Regions from separate parts of the Homo sapiens genome. Here region 1 is linked to region 2. The links are chromatin loops, found by intact Hi-C in ENCODE. Cell type or tissue: heart right ventricle. All regions are shown on one strand. Links, peaks and the distances in the headings refer to the core of each region. The heading gives the core; the rest is flanking DNA.

Region 1 (5,706 bases), core at 574-4,573, 110 kb before region 2:
TAAAAGGACAATTTTTAATAGGGCAAATCCATAATAATGTGACCTTTTTTTTTTCATGGGGAGGGAAGGGAGACAAATTCAGAAAGTCCCCTGAATCATGCTGGAGTTCCTGGAACTGCCAGTATTTTCTAGAAGTCACAAAGAAAAAGACTGACAAATGTGAATATATAACAATCTTTAGCTTTGGCTCCCAAGAGACCCCATAAACAAAAGGTCATCAGCATGAGAAAATTATTTGCAACAACAATAACAAAAATAAAGGCTAAGCTTAATATTTTTATATATAAAAAGCTTTTATAGTTAAAAATACTGAAACACCATTAGAAACAAAGGACATAAAGCAATTAATTAATTCTCTTTATCTTTCCATGGCCAGTAAACATTGAAAAAAATTGCAGTTTCTTTTTTTTTTTGTTTGAGGTAGGGTCTCACTCTGTCTCTTAGACTGGAGTGCCATGGCACAATCACGGCTCACTGCAGCCTCAACCTCCTGGGCTCAAGTGATCCTCCCACCACAGCCTCCCGAGTAGCTGGGACCACAGGCACATGCCACCACCCCAGCTAATTTTTTATTATTTGTAGAGATGCGGTCTCACTATGTTTCTCAGGCTAGTTTCGGACTGCTGGACTCCCAAAGTGCTGGAATTACAGGCAAGAGCCACCGTTCCAGGCCTCAACTTCTTTTTTATTTAGCAAGGTGACAAATTTTGAAAAGAAAATTTTCACTGCTGGTAAAGGTATGGTGATATGCAAAAGTTTACAGTGCTTAAGGGAATTTTAACTGTACAATCTTTATAGAAAGCAATTTAACAATGTTGCAGGAGCTTGCCACAAAAAGTCCACCCTCTTTCACCCAGAAATCTTACCTTTCTTGTCTATCATGAGGTAATAACCTCCAATGCCATCAAATACCCATCTACAAGCATTACTTATAAAATTACTTAAAAACTTAATCTAAATGTTCAACAATCCAAATATTTAACCATAGAAAAATAGTTAAATTTGGAGATTTCTATAAAATACTAGCCTGTCCCTAAAAATATTATGGGAATTTAATGATTTGGAAAAATGCTTTAGATACAATATTATGGAGAAAAAACTAGGATATAAAACTGCCACATGAGCTCAATATGGATTTTTATGTTAAAATGGTTTAGACAAACTTTAAGGAAATACACAAAATGCTAGCAGCAGTTATAAGTGGTAGAATTACATATAATTTGAGTTTTCTTTTATATCCTTTTCTGTGAGGTTATTAACAAGTTAATACAGGTATAACACAAGTAAATGGACAACACAAATGACAAAGAATTTCCTTTTTCTCTCCTCTACAAGGCTCTTGAAGGCCTAACTAGAATCAAAGAGTTTTTTAAAACTATGGGGAGATGATTTTAGTGTAATCTAAATAGAAAAACTTCCCTTAGAGGAGTCTAAAAATGGCATATAGGGCCTCAGAAGGGTGAGTGACATGTTACTGGAGTTCAAGTGCACTGAATAACCTTCCAGCCATTCATTATGACACCTACTGGGAATCTATTATGTGCCAAGTAGTCCTGTAGTCACTAGAGATCTCACAAGCAGCAAGATAAAGTCCCTGCCTACATGAAGCTTACCTTGCAGTGGAGGAGGAAGACAATAACATCATGTCAGAGGTGATACATGCTAGAAAAATACTAAGTGGGCCAAGGGGAGAGTGTGAAGGTGGACACAGTGGTGGTGGCTATTTTTGAAAGAGGCATCAGGGTAGGGCTCCCCACTTCGAGTGAACTAAGCAAGCAAGGAACATGGATCTGCAGGGTTTGAGAGTTCCAGGAGGAAGGGACAGCCAGCCTGACATGCAGAGTGAACGAAGGACAGCCAAGGACCAGGTGAGCAGCAGAATCAGGAGAGAAGGTGGTTAAGACTAAATTGACTGGTGGGGAGGCCAGCCACTTAGGGCTCTGTTCATCTGACTTGCTTGGCCAATGGGATATTAGCAGGTGTAATGCAAGCAGAGACATAAAAAGCACGTGTGTGGTTGAACTTGGCCTCTTGTGTCTTGGCCATTACATTGAGAGGGCATGCCCCAGTTAGCCAGTTGGTTCTAGGGAGATGAAGGACAAATGGAGCAGAGCTGCCGCAGTGGAGCCCAGCTGAGACCAGTTCTGCCTCAACAGAGCTGCTCCAGCCAACCCCAAAATCTGCCAGAGTAAATTGTTACCATTGTAAGCCAATGAGTTCTGAAGTGGTTTGTTACACAGAATTATTGGAGCAATAGCTGACTGACACAATGCACAACCTAGACCTAAAAACAAGACCACTGTACTTTGCTTAGCTTGGGTCCTCATTCCAGAATAATAGGAAGGCCTAACCGGTTCAACAAACCATGGCTGTAAGGTAATAAGCACAGCAGCCTTATCCTGATATTATCCCAACATAAGATAGTTCTCCATTTCAAGTAAGAGCCCTATGGGTAAACCAATAACACACTCCAACTTCTTGTTTCCCATCCTGAGAGTCTGTTATCAAACAGCCTTGGCAGATGCTAAGCTTGCCTCTCTCATCTGCTTTGCTGAAATGTTCCTCCCAAGTGCTTATTCCATGGCCTCCTAAGAGACATGTTTCATAGGTTATCAGGGAAAAACAGCTGCTCTGCAGCTAAATCACATCACAAGTATTTTGGGGTCCAAGGTGAGTATGGACCATAGTCCAGCTTACTTTTTAAGTCCTGGGTAACACTCCAGGAGTCCATCTGGAGCCCCTATCACAATAGGGATGCCCTAAGAGACCCCTTTGAGTAAAGCCCTCCCAAATCCTGACCTGGGCATGCTTGAGACCAGAAGACACTCAATGATTCCATCAGGATTGTATCAACACAGCACACATTTCCTCAAGACTACTACAAAAATAAGTTATATCAAATTTCCAAAGCCTCTACATACAGATCTTCTCAATGGAAAACCTCTAAGCCCTTTAAAAGTGCCTGCCATGTGCTTTCAGTACTTAAGTGCTTAATTCAACATAAATTATATGATGGTGTTTAGCCTGCCCATGGCGAGCATGGCAGAGCCGAGGTCCAGAAGAGGGAAGGGGACACTCACAGCCCATCCAGACTTTTTCTCCATCCCCTGCTGGGCTTCCTCTCCTTCCTCCTGAGTCACAGGCCTGGGAAGGGGGCTGTGTAGTCCGCAGGGAAAGCTACGGCTAGCTTGAGGGCATGAAGGAGGAACACACCCAGATCCTTATTCACCACCCACCTCATCCACTGCCTGCCTCCCAGCCTCCCCACCTCAGCCTAATGCTCCAGTATTCTGAATCCAGAGCACTGATTCACCTACTTAACCATGAGGCTGAAGTTCAGAATGGCTATCAAAATCTGGTTATCTGTAACAGCAAAAAAGTCAATGAACCAGAGAGCAGACAGCTGGGCTTTTAAAGAGTCGCTTGTTTTGACGGCCTTGTCCACTCCTTGTCTCCTCATTACCTTCATGGCTCAGCCTCACTATAATGTGCACTGAATTGGGTATAAATAGGTTTATCTTAGAGTGAAGGCTCCAATGTAAAAAGGTTAAACTGCCCTCCGTCTATGGAAAACATTCCATTATCACTGCATTTTTTATTAAAGCGAAGATGCTTCCCTACTGTGCACAAAAAGCTATTTTCCCTCGTACTGTATAAATATTTGATGCTGGTCTTTTGGCAAAAGGCCACCTTAATATTCCAAGCTTATGATTTACAAGAAGGATGTGGGAAAAGGAGATTTGCCATATTATTTCAAGAGGTAAATTCTGTGAGGCAACCACTCTTCTGCAGCCTCTGAGACATTAAGACTGTCTATATCAAGCTAACCTTCAGGCTCAGCCCCAGGGTGCTGTGCTTCGCCAAAGTCTAGCCTGAATGTGCATGCCATGACAAGCGGTCAATGCATTTGGTCTATTTTTGCAGGGTTAAAGACAAAGTGTTACTGTTCTCCTTTAAACAAGCTAGACTGGACCAGATTGTCCACCCTGGACTAGCTGGCATAACAGATCCTCTTGGCTCTCTGAGGGCGCCTTCTCTCCATCAGAGGTCGCACAGCACCACCTTGATTCCAGGATTCTTGGCACCACCTTGATTCCAGGATTAGCAATCGCCAACTGCGTAAGCCCAACTGCACATGCAATCATATGACATGTGATCCCATGGCAAATGTAATCACCGCTCAACCAATCCCAGGTAACGGTGCCATGTTGCTTCCCAATCACACTGCAGCTAATTTGCTCTATTAACCAAAGAATGAGCAAGGCTGCTGCCTTCTCTTGCTTCTTGAACACTCACTGCTGCTCTGGGCCGGCCTGCCTTCCTACATTCTCAATTTGAGGCAATGAATAATCTAGAAAAGATATTACTCCTCTTCAGGTAGAAAAGGGTTAGCTTGCAAGTTGCAGCGCCATTTAACTGACCAGATAGGGAAGAAACATTCTGATTCAGTGTTAGCTGGACGTGGAAGCACTCTGCCAGATGCAGTTCAAGGCTTTTCATTGAATCCTCCCCAAAATTCTGTAAGAGCTGTCATTCCCTTTTAGTGGGTAGACAACTGAGTTAAATGATTAGTCCATGTTCATGTGGAGTTCAAGGGCCAAGCCAGATCTGAAATGTGATTTGTTTCATCCTAAAACCTACTCGTTTTCCACAGTAGACATTGAGCTACTACTATGGTGAAGCAGATCCTGTTTGAGGCACCGGGGGTAGGTGCTAGACAGGCTAGGTTTCTACCCTTGCAGAGCTGGTGTTTTCTGACCACTGCACCATACTCTCTCTGCCTCGGTGGTTAGGGTGAGATTTCAGTTGGGTCACAATGAGATGGGCTTAGGGCTTCTGTTTGGGGCCACATCTGTGCAGATGCCATGCTGTCCTATATGGGGCAAAATAAATAAATAAATAAAAATATGCTTGTAAATGGCTAAGTTACGTATATAGCTGTGTATTTGACACAATGGAATAGCACACAGCAATGAGAGAAAATGGTCTTCAATTACATGTAAAAATATGAATGAATCCCACAATGACAAGTATATAAAGTCTGTACAGTTCAAAACTCATCAACAGTGTTTCAAGTAGGGACTGTGGTTACTCTGGGGGGATAGAAACAGCGTGGGGCACGCAGGGGCTTCTAGGGGCTTGTTAAGTTCTACGTCTTGATCTCTGTGCTGGTGACATGGGTGTGCTCACCTTGTGAAAAGCCACTGAGCTATATCCTATGATCTGTACAGTTTTTTACGTGTGTGCTAAACTGCAATAAAAGTTTTTTTAAAGGTGTCCTATGGACACATGAGAAAATGCATTTAATGGCATACGTGCAATTTAGCCCCTACATTATTAAGTGGCTTCTTTGAAATAGAAGCCCTGCCTGTAACCACTAGGCCAGACATTCCTGGAGGTGGGTGGTGTCCCAAGGGAGTGGCTATCAGAAACACCTGGTACTACTTCATTCTCCCTCTTTACCAGTCCCACCCTAAAACCTGCAGATTCCTGGGGAAACACTCCAATATCAGTGTTTTCCCTCACCACCACTGGCATTATTGAGCATCATCCAGAACTATCATTAGCCACCTTCTGAATACAGCACTGTGATGTTAAGAAAGTACAAAAAGTAGGACCTGCCTGGGGGGTTGGTTGCGAGTATGTCTGTATAAAATATATACCCCACATATTTAATATATATTTTATTTAAAACATGTACATGTG
Region 2 (5,706 bases), core at 587-4,586:
GGACTGCATTCCTATTCAGGGATTTACGTGGGAAAAAAAGAAATCAGTGTTTTACTTTACTTTTAAAGATGTAATATCTATGAAATCTCTGTTGTTATTTACCTATGATAGTAAAAATATTGCAAAAATTACCAAATTACGAAGTATGAAGTGACCTCCAACATCATATACTCCAAATTCCTCAACTGGTGGTTCATGAAGCTCAGAAAAAGATGCAGAGGATTCCTTCTGTTCTTTGATGAACACTTAAGGCCGTTTCAGAGAAGCAGCCATTACACCCCTTTCCTTCTGGGCCTGAACTCAGGCTCCTTCCTAATTTAAGGAAAAAGTAAAACACCAACCATCCTCAGAAACCAACCTTCTTTACAGGCAGAAGTTTCTTCCAACCTGTTACCTGCGAATTTCAAAATCATACCTCCTGTCTGCCAAACAAGACTGCCAGCTTCTCAAAGCAAGAACTATACTGAGGTAGGTATAGACACTCATGTACACAGAGACACACACACTGAGACACACATACACAGACACACATACGCTTCTCATAGCTGAAAACATGGAAGGCAGTCCATCTTTCTAGACAGTGAGTATCTAATACAAGTCAAGACACAGTAATTACGCTACAGACAAAGGGAGGGAGGATAAAAAGGAAGGTCACTCTGATTGAAGAGGAGATGGTTAGTAGGGGGATGGATGCAAAGGCCAGATGTGGGAGAAAGAGACTGGCAGGCCTAAGGTCAATTCTTATCTTGTCAGTGTGGAGAAAAATGTGTTACCAGCAGCGTTTAGTCTAATGATGTGTGAGAGATACACAAAACAAAAAGGGGGGTGAGGGTTTTGGGTAGAAGGAAATCATGATCGTAGTCCACTCCTGAGCTAAAGGCCTGAGCCTGGGAACCAGTGGGAGGAATGAAACAGACGGATGCATAGAGAGATGCTGGAAAGAATAATCAAGTGGATATGATGGCATTGGAAATGAGGGAAGGCAGGAGAATAAACCACAGTGCCTTGGTCTTTCAATTTTGAGGAAGAAAGATCCCAAGGTCAATAACACCTCACTTATGCAGAGGCCCCTTGGCTCACAAACTCAGCCATCCAGATGCAGCCCCCTCCTTCTCAGACTGCTCCAGTGCCATCCACAACATTCCACACAGGCCCTACACACAGGACATGGCCCCGGCTGCCTCCGCTGCCCGCCACTCATCCTCATCTCTACTGGATCCAGACACTTGACTCATTCGTGATCCTCAAACATGCCAAGCACATGCTGACCCCGGAAGGAGCCTTCTGTAAGAGAGTGGGCAGGGCCTGAGCCCGGGGAATGCCCAGGGTTAAGGGGAAGCAGAGAAAAGCCCTCAAAGAGGAGTGGCCAAAAGAGGTGATGACCGTGCGCCATGGAAGGGAAACCAGAGATGCAAAAAGCCAACGGCAGTTCATGCACATCAAAAGCTTCAGGGGCATGCAAGTGAATGGAAACAAAGTTCAGTTGAAGAAAGGAATAAAGAAAGGAAGGAAAGAAGACAGAAATGGGTGAAAGCCTTTCACAGCAAATATCTCTGGCAGACAGAGCAGGGAGCAGACCCCAGAGGAAGGAAGTCTAAAAGAGCTTCATCCCTCACCCCACTCGTGCATTTTGGCAGCACCCACCTAAGAGTACACTTTGGGGAAAGAGGGTGAGAGAAGCAGGCTCGCTCTTACTACTACCCCCAAATTAATTCCTCAGCAAGCCTTTCCCATTCATTATCATCATCTTTTCTTCATAAATCAAGTCTGCCAGACTCAAAGACTGGAACATTCAGGAAGTGCTTACTCAAAACATAGAAACATCAATATGGAGACTGCAGACCCCAGAATGATAACAGGGTGAGCTATATTTATATCCCACGGCTGGTGATGCCTCAGCACACTTCACTCTCTAGAAATTCCGTCGGCTTAATTTATGTGGCTCATTCCTCATTCCCTTTCAGCTGACAGGCTTCTTATCTTTTTCATTTGGAAACTTATCTGTAGGAGTTCCCAAACCCTCACTGTCGTTCGTTTTTGAAGTACCTGCATTCTGTCTCGAGTTTCCGGTAGATAAGTAGGGCTCCCTTAGATGCTGTCTGCCTATACCCCATGACTGTCAAAAATGTCCCCACCCTGGGATCAGGCATCAGATCCTAACAACACTGACAGAGTGAAGGGCACGTTTCTCCCTTTGGTGGGATTTTCTCTTCCAAGCCATTAAAACACTTTAAGATGCCTTTTCATATCTTTGCTATCTTTAGATTAGATGCTTAATGCATAAATCAGCCCAAATAGAGTGATGGAGTAGCGGGGAGAGGCTGACGCATTTCCTCACGTACAACCCAGCGTTTGAGTAAAAAAAAAAAAAAAAAAAACTTTACTCAGAAAAAAGATAAGGCTAAAATCAGATCTCAGATTAAAAATGGTAAGGAAATTGCAACTAGCTGTAGCCAATTCAAGCTGAGCCAATTATCACCAATCATAAAAGATGACTTATAAGAGGCCCTGGTGCCCCAGTACAATGGAGCAATTAAATCTTTATAACTGAGACAAAAAAAATGCCACATAATTAGACACAGCCAGAAAAGGGTACGTATGCTTCCCCTTCCTGTGGCTGGCCCATTAGGGCAGGCATGCAGCCATTTCTTCACTGCCAAAAGGCCAATCCATTCCCCCCATCACTCAGCCTGCCTGAATCGCATCTGACACTGGCCACTAAGGTGGAGTTTCCTTTGGCCACAGGCCACTAACAATCCTTGAGTTCCCGCCTATCCCACGTCCAAATAAGTACAAGAATAACAGTGTCCTTATCCCACAGGTTACATGTGAAAAATATCTAGCTGTCTATTGAAGAAGTCAAGGGCATAGCTTCCGGAGCTAGGCACTAAGGTTCAAATCCTAGCTGCGCAACTCCCTAGCAGTTTTCTCATCTGTAAAATGTGCATAATCATAGTATATACTTCACTGAGTGTTGTGGGGATTAAAAGAATTAATATATGTGAAGGACTTCGAAGCGTGACTGGTATATATTAGGTGCTATGTGAGTCGGTTGTTGTTATTACATACTTCCCAATAGTATCATTATCATCATCATCATTATTATTAAGCACTTTACAATAGCAAGAGTTGCCATCAGCAGCCAGTTATGAGGCTGTTATGCTTATCCAGGCTGGACAAATCTGGGCCACTGGTTAGAGGAATGGAGAAGACAAGCTGACACCAAGAGACAGTGCAAAGGCAGGTGCACGACCTTCCACAGATGCCTGGTGCAGGCGGGAAGGAACTGGAGACGCAAAGTGGGACTCCAGGATGCCGCACTGGGGAGCATGGTAGGGCGTGCTCCACAGAGGGAAGGGGGGAAGAGAGAGGACCAGGAGCTTGGGGGCAGACATGCTGGCCTGAGGCCCCTCCAGGACTTCCACAGAGGACGGCCTTGGGCCCAGAGGATGCTTGCTCACCTTGAACATGAAGCTACTTCTTTTTCCCTCCTTGCACAACAGCACTGACTGGACACAAAGCCAAAGTCAACCCCAGGGGAAGATAGGACAAACAATCACAGCAAGTACATCCCCAAGGACCCTTTCTGTTGACACAGGGACATTTCCTGAAGGTTTATTCTGCCCCAGCCGCTCCAGATATGTTATCTCATTTCACCCTGACAATAACCCAGAGGAGCTGTGTGCTCAGAAAGGGTTAAGTGACTTGCTCAAGGTCATGGGGTTAGCAAGGAGCAGAAGTGAAAATTGAACCTAGATCTGTCAGAAAGAGAGGGGGGTCCAGGCTACAGACCCAGAAACTTGTGTTCTGACACCAGAGATGGGATTTCTCTGGGCCTTCATTTGTCTATCTTTAAAATGGGGATATTTGTCCTTCCTGCTCCACTTCTGGTATGACTGAGGATGCTCCTATAGATCAAGTCTCCTGCAGATAACAACTATAAACTCTGCACACACGCACACACACACACACACACATACAGACATAAAAACAAAACAAAACAAAACAAAGCAACTTTCTGAGGGCACTGGAGAGGAAGCCAAGGCAGGCAGATACTGGAGGGCATCAACACTTGCAAGAAAAGTACTGCACTGGGCGAGGTTTTGTCTCTGATGGCTTTTAGCCCAAGGGCAGGCCCTGGTTGGTACCACAGGAGCAGCTAAAACTCGGACAGAAACCCACAGTTTACTGGCTTGAAGAAACAGAAGACAGAACACAGGGCTACTTCAGCTGGTAGAATATGAAGAGAAAACCCCAGAAAGGAGAGAGCCAGAGAAAAGAGCCCCAGATTCTGTGTATAAACTCTGCCCAGATCTCTGGCAGACTCCTGAACCATGCATGCACGAGGTACTCCCTAAGCAACCCAGCTAAGGCTAAAAGAACAAATTTCAGCTGCCACCCAAGAGACAGAGTTGGCAGCTGGAGTCCAACTGCTTGTTTGCTAAAGCAAACAAACAAAATCAACAGTCATCAGAAGAATATAACAGAATCCAGAGTCTCCACACCATCACAGTCACAATGTCCAGGATACAATTCAAAATTACCACAAAAATGTCATAAAAAATGTTACCCATTTTAAAGAAAAATGGCAATCAATGAAGACCAATCCCAAGTTACACAGGGTGCTAGAATTAACAAACAAGAATTTCCAGATAACTATTATAACTAAATTCAATATCTGTCCAACCTACCTCACAGAGTTGTTAAAGGTAAAATATGCAAGCAAAAAGTGCTTTGGAAAGTTTCACATACACTACCTCTAAAAAATAAAAATAGAAGTGGTCTCCACTTTTTATATCTGTTCCCAAAAACCACAGAATAAAGCAAACCATTTTAATATGCATCTTTCTTCTAGGAATAAGTTACACTCAAGGATTGATCAAAACCCTATTGTTAAATAAATCACAAAGACAAAAATGTGTGACTATAAATCAAGGCCTATAATGCCTATTACGCCACAAATCATTTTAAAACGCAAAATGGGCCACATGTCACAGTCTACTTTATGCAGTGGGAGGAGACAGTATGCATAGTGGTTACCATCATTGGTTCTGAAGTTAGACAACCTGGGCTCAAATCTTAGCCTCATGACAGAGAAGCTTTCTTCCAAGGTGAGTTACTTAGCCTCTCTGGACATCAGTTTCCTATTGGAAAATATCAATATTAATGGTCCCTGCCTCTCAGGATTGTTGCCATAATTCACATACAGGCCTGCATAGCAACTTGGTGCACAGTCGAGTGCTTAATAAATAGCAGCCACTGTAAAGGAGGTCAGGGAGAGAAGGAAACTTGCCCAGCATTGTCCAGCTGGCCAATTACAGAACAGGGAGTAGAACCTGGATCTATTTTTCCATTTTTAAAACTCTTCTTCACACAAGTTTTTAAATAGACACACATGCACTATAAATTGGTTATCCCAAGTTCCTTAAGCATTCTAAAACACACACATAAAAACACAAATTATAGCTCTGTCATGGCACAAGTTTGATCAAAAAATTATGAATTTTAGAAATCAGAATATTTTATTTTTAAACTATTTTTTATTCCTTTGAATTTGAAAAGTCTTAAGATGTGGTTTAGAAGGACACTCTCCTTTTTAAAAGGTGACCCTGAAAATTTTACATGAGTGTTTTTCTATTTCCAATCACTTTCACCAGCGCCCACACCAAGCCTCAGAATTCACTCACACATAATCCTCGATAGCAT

What was found. A loop is a pair of places that touch in the nucleus more often than their neighbours do. Peaks named below come from ENCODE experiments on the same cell type or tissue, not always from the same donor. Only the 100,000 strongest peaks of a DNase experiment are listed, where the experiment ranks them.
Region 1: it touches region 2 in a loop (2.2-fold over the local background); 5 of 110 quality-filtered maps call a loop at or near these places.

The regions. Positions count from the first base shown.
Region 1 is chr3:16,359,773-16,365,478 of GRCh38, forward strand. The region is part of intron 6 of RFTN1 (raftlin, lipid raft linker 1); the gene reads right to left. Among named protein-coding and RNA genes, the nearest start is that of OXNAD1, 97 kb to the left of the region's middle. In heart right ventricle, for the core only: no CTCF peak of the experiment used is centred there; no DNase peak of the experiment used is centred there; H3K27ac peaks cover 2,763 bases.
Region 2 is chr3:16,466,274-16,471,979 of GRCh38, forward strand. The region is part of intron 2 of RFTN1 (raftlin, lipid raft linker 1); the gene reads right to left. Among named protein-coding and RNA genes, the nearest start is that of RFTN1, 45 kb to the right of the region's middle. RefSeq lists enhancers at 1,151-1,280, 1,521-1,650. In heart right ventricle, for the core only: no CTCF peak of the experiment used is centred there; a DNase peak (open chromatin) is centred at 2,684; H3K27ac peaks cover 3,292 bases.